Regions from separate parts of the Homo sapiens genome. Here region 2 is linked to region 1. A link is a loop called in an ENCODE intact Hi-C map of the cell type or tissue named here. Cell type or tissue: adrenal gland. All regions are shown on one strand.

Evidence for each region. Hi-C counts contacts between places; a loop is a spot of excess contacts. Peaks named below come from ENCODE experiments on the same cell type or tissue, not always from the same donor. Only the 100,000 strongest peaks of a DNase experiment are listed, where the experiment ranks them.
Region 2: a loop joins it to region 1, with 4 times the contacts of the local background. A loop is called at or near these places in 80 of 110 quality-filtered maps.

Annotation. Positions count from the first base shown.
Region 1 is chr1:21,650,333-21,652,832 of GRCh38, forward strand. The region is part of intron 1 of RAP1GAP (RAP1 GTPase activating protein); the gene reads right to left. Among named protein-coding and RNA genes, the nearest start is that of RAP1GAP, 18 kb to the right of the region's middle. RefSeq lists an enhancer at 790-1,540 and a silencer at 1,530-1,599. In adrenal gland, no CTCF peak of the experiment used is centred here; a DNase peak (open chromatin) is centred at 1,471; H3K4me3 peaks cover 1,111 bases; H3K27ac peaks cover 2,359 bases.
Region 2 is chr1:21,516,222-21,518,721 of GRCh38, forward strand. All of the region lies in intron 1 of ALPL (alkaline phosphatase, biomineralization associated), which reads left to right. Among named protein-coding and RNA genes, the nearest start is that of ALPL, 8.0 kb to the left of the region's middle. In adrenal gland, no CTCF peak of the experiment used is centred here; no DNase peak of the experiment used is centred here.

The DNA of each region.
Region 1 (2,500 bases):
CACCCCAACACACGTACCCTGCTCCCTAAGACTTCAGGGGTACCCCAGACTTTGTCTCCCCCAAATCCACCCAGATCCAGCCCCAGGACGCATGTGTGGGTAGCACTCCCGCCCCGCCCAGATTCTCCTACTGCCCTCTGAGGGCACCTTGGTGCCGCTGGGGGCAGGGGCTGAGCAGCTGTTGGGACAACAAACAACTCGCCTCCTGCCCAGAGGTAAGAAGGGGATGAGGAGGGAGCCCAGCCCAACTCTGCCAGCAAGAGGACGTCCTCCGCAGGGCAGGGCTGGGGGCTCCCAGGGACAGCTGATGGGGAAGGCCGACTCTGCAGACAGTGAGGTCAGAGAAGCCAGGACTTGCCCAAGGTCATAGAACAGGACCCAGCCTGTGAGCTGCCCGTGTTGGCTGGCCAGGAAGCTCAGGGCCTAGCCCAGGCTCCTCTCATCACCTGACAGCTAGCAAGACCCCATATGGAAGGGTAGCCTCTGGCCTCCCACCCCACCCCACCCTCTGCTGGGGTCACCTCAGAAGTTGAGCGTCCACAAGGGGAAGGCAGCTTGGACACAATCCCCATAGCTCAGAGAACACTGACCATGCCCACACACAAGCCCCAGCGCTCCACACCCCAAGGTGGGTCCCATGGGTCCCTATGACCACTGGGAGGTAGGGCCTGGTGAAGGTCATGGAGCCGCTTGTCTGGCTGGGCAGGGGCTCTGAGCCCACTCTGTCTAACCCATCGTCCCTCCAATTTGCCAAATCTCCGCAACAGGCATAAATCCCCATCCCACCTCTGCACCCCTTGACCCCAAGATGAACCTGCTGCCACTCTGACCTCCTCCAGGCCTCCAAGCCCAGGCAGCCAGTGGCCCAGGGAGGAGGAGGTTCCTGAGAGCCAGGATGCAGGAAGGAGGGCAGCCTGGTGCCCAGGGTGGGCAGGACCTGCTAAGGGCTTCTAGAGTCCCTTTATCCAGAGCGTCACTGAGGGGCCCAACAGCTGCAGAGGCAAAGTGGGAGGTCCAGCAGAACCTCCCCCTGACCTGCCTGCCCCTACTCCCACATACCTATACATGTGAGCAGTTGCGCACACACGCATGCACACACACGCGCGCACACACAGGCGGAGTAGCCCCGCAGCCCCAGTCACATGCATAAGCGCCACTATCATGTGCTTAGACACAAACACAGCAATGTCCACCCTGCACTCACCTCCCCACACATGCACATGGACACGCAATGGGAACACACACAGACACAGAAACAGAAACACACACACACAGGCGCCACAGCACGACAGCCATGCGCGCACTGAGGTCAAACGCTCAGCCCCCACAGCAGTCATAGCCCAGGCCCACCCGCCCAAACGCGAGCACACCCCGCACGGGCTCCCCCCCACGCGTGCACACGCACACGCGCGCACGCGCCCCGCCCCGCGCCGCGCCACGCCCTACCCGCCGTAGGCCCCGAAGGTGAAGCTGCGCTTCCGGCCGCTCATGGTGCCGCCGCCGCCGCCCGGCCCGGCCCGCGCGAGCCGGAGCCGCCTTCCCGCGCCCGGGTCACCTTGGCAACGCGGCCGCCCCGCCCCCGCCCCCGCCCCAGCTCGGATACGTCCGCGCCCCAGCGGGCCGCGGTCCAGCTGCCGGGGGCCGCCGGCGCAGAAAGGGCCGCTTGTTCGCGCCGCCCTGGGCCGGCCGGGCGGGGGCTTCGCGGGACTTTCCGAGCCGGGCCCAGCCGGGCGGGGATTGCGGGGCCCGGGGCCCGGGGCAGCCCCTCCCCCACCCCCTTCCCGGCCGCCGCCCCCCGTCCAGGCCGCAGACCCTCTGTTGGAGGGACGCCCTCCTCCCGCCCCCTCGAGCCGCCGCGCTCCTCGGCGGATCCGTCCCCATCATCACGAGCTGGGAGCTCCCTCCCAGAAGCCTGGGTCTGCACGGCGGGCATGTCCCGCCCCTCCCTGTCCCTCGACTTTCTCATCTGTAAAGTGGGATTCCTCCCGCCGGCCTCCTAGGACCTGGGGATGACGAAATGAGTTCACGCACGTAAAGCGCTCGGCCCAGGCCCTGGCGTACAGCAGATGCTTAATAAATGCCGGGTACAAGAGTTCCGCAGGGGGACAGCGTTCTACCCTTCCCGCGAACGAATGAGTGAATGAACAGAGCCTCCAATAGCCCCTCCTTGCCCACCTGTCTCCCCTTCTCCCAGGAGTCCCCTTCCCCTTTGCCCTGGTGAGGAGGAAGAGCAAAGGGGAGGAGTGGAGACGCCCCCCTCCACTCCCCTCTTGAAAAGTCATGCAGTCCAGGTCCCAACCTTTAGAGGGAACTGGGCTCTGAGTTCTGCAGCAGGTACTCATTCGCTCACTAAACACTCCAAGTCGCTCTTCTGCACCCAGCTCGCCCAGAGCTCACAGTCCAGCGCTCTTCCTCAGAGTAAGCTGTTTCCCCCACCCAAGTGGAGCTGTGTCAGCAGACACCGGGTTACTAGCCCTGACCCCAGAGCACACTGCCCTCC
Region 2 (2,500 bases), 130 kb before region 1:
CACCTGTCTCCACCTTGACTTACCTGTCTCTCAGCATACAGGAGTTACTAACTGACCCGTCTGCCGCCATTCTGGTGAGAAAATGTCTCATCTGAGGCCCATTTCCCCTCCTCCACTCCTTCTGAGCCCTTCTATAGCTCCTCTTCTTTCTCTGCCTCATTCCGCTGGTCCCTGCCATGCCACTACTAACTAAAAGTCCATAGACTATAAGCCCAACATGCACGTACTAGGCATGGTGCTCAGTGCCTTGCCTGTAATTACTATTTGGTCCTACAGCAGCGCTGGGTGGCAGGTGCTATTATCCCCACATTACAGATGAGGAAACGGAAACACAAACTCCCCCAGCTGGGAAGTGAGAAGTAGACATGTTTGTTCCCTGCGGTGACCCATCCATCCATTCAAGGCTACTGCTTTCTCCGTAATGCAAATGACATAACCCATCTTCCTAGAAGAGTCAGTTCCCTATTTATCTTAAAACCATCCAATATAGAAATTCATATTCTAGGTCTGTTAGCCTATCAAGATATCAGAGATAAGCAGGTTTCCTCTCAACAGCTTGTCCAAGCCCTTAATCACCTAAGTGATTTTTTTGTGTGTGAAAATGCTGTTTTTTTGCTTTTCCCCATGACCTAATCCTTATACAGATGCTCCTTGATTTACCAAAGGTTTTTGTCCTGGAATTGTAAGTTGAAAAATATCATAAGTAGAAAATGGTTATAACACCTAACCTGTCAAACATGGTAGCTTAGCCTGACTTACCCTAAATGTGTTCAGAACAGTTACATTAGCCTATAGTTGGGCAAATCATCTAACACGAGGCCTATTTCATAATAAAGTGTTGACTATCTCATGTCAATTTCTTGGCTATACTGTATTGAATGTGAAAAACAGAATGGCTGGTTGGGTACTCGAGGTGTGGTTTCCACTGAACACTGTAGCTTTTGCATCATCGTAAAGAAAAAAATCTTAAGTGTAAGTTGGGGACAGTCTGTAATGAACATTTAAGGGCTTACTCTGTGTCAGAAACTGAGCTAATCACTTTGAATGACCTTATTGTATTGAGCTCATAATTCTTTCCATTTTGCAAACAAGGAAACGGAAGCTCAGAGAGATTGAGTAATGTTCTCAAAGTTTGGAAAGTGCAGGTGAGACTCAAATCCAGGGTTGCCCAATCAGATTGGCATCTGGATTCAAATTTGCATGTTTGGAGAAGAGCTCTCAGGGCACCTTGTGGTACACATTTGTTTTTCAGTGAGTGTTTGCAAATGACATGGGGGTGGGAGGCCCCAGGGGGAGGAGACAGAACATAGACACACCTGGTGGGGCACCAGCGTCTGTTCTCCCAGACAGTGTTTCTTAGCCTGTTCACCCCCTCATAGGAAATGACAAGCCTAGAAGGAAGCATCCTGAGAAACCCAGAGGGGCCTGGGTTTGAATCCCAGCCCTGCCATTTCAAGCTGTGTGACCTTCGCCAAGTCCCTTTCCCTCTCTTAGCTTCTGGCTACCCTCCCTACCACGCATGGTTTATTTGAATGAGGCAAGGCCTTAGGATTTTTCGATTTGTGGATGGCGAATAGCCAGCATGTCTCCTTCCTCTCTCCTGCCCTGCACCCACATCAGACATCACTAGTCAACCACTGCTTGCTTTCCTTCCCAGATTCCTTCTAAGTACAGTGCTCCAGACAGCCATTAGCAACTAATATAGAGTTGGCACACAAGATAAAAGGACATCCCAGAACCAGATTAGATTTGGTCATTGTGTGGGTGGGGGTAGGGAAGGGATAGGCCCAGGTGGCACCCAGTTCAGTGTCACGGTGCTCCTTGGTCTTCTTTTCCTTGTCTTTGGAGGAACTAAGCTAGACTGTACCAGGGCCCACCCCAGGTGTGGGGTAGGAACCTTTTATGAGGCACAGAGCTGTGCCCGTGTTCAGTCCCAAGGGAGAGGCAGGTTTCTGGGCCTCATCACTGTCTAGGCTTAAAGTAAGAGTGACGAGAAAGAGGCTGGTTTCAGGTCCTCCTGGAAAGAGTTAGGCCTGCCCCTCTCCACCCTTTGTAATAACATCCATAGTAGTAATAAGAGTTCTCGACACTGACGGACCACTTGTTACGCACCAAGCCACTCTGCGAAATGCTTTGTATACATTTACACATTTAATCCTTATACCAGCCCATTTTTCAGGTGAGGAGAATGACTCAGAGTAATTAGCCTGGGTTTGCCCAGCTGGTAAGTGTCGGAGCTACGATTTGAATTCATATCTGTCAAACCCCGAATAAATAACTCTTATTACTACGATGGATATTATTACAAAGGATGGGGAGGGGCCAGCCTAACTCTTTCCAGGAGGACCTGAAACTGAGCTCTTTCTTTTTTTTATGGTATTCAGAACATCACTTTATAAACTGTTGTCAGATTACCATTTAAACATTAATACCCAAATACAGAATTTAGACAATTACTTTAAATTGTAACTGTACCATCCCCAAGCTCTCAGCTATGAAT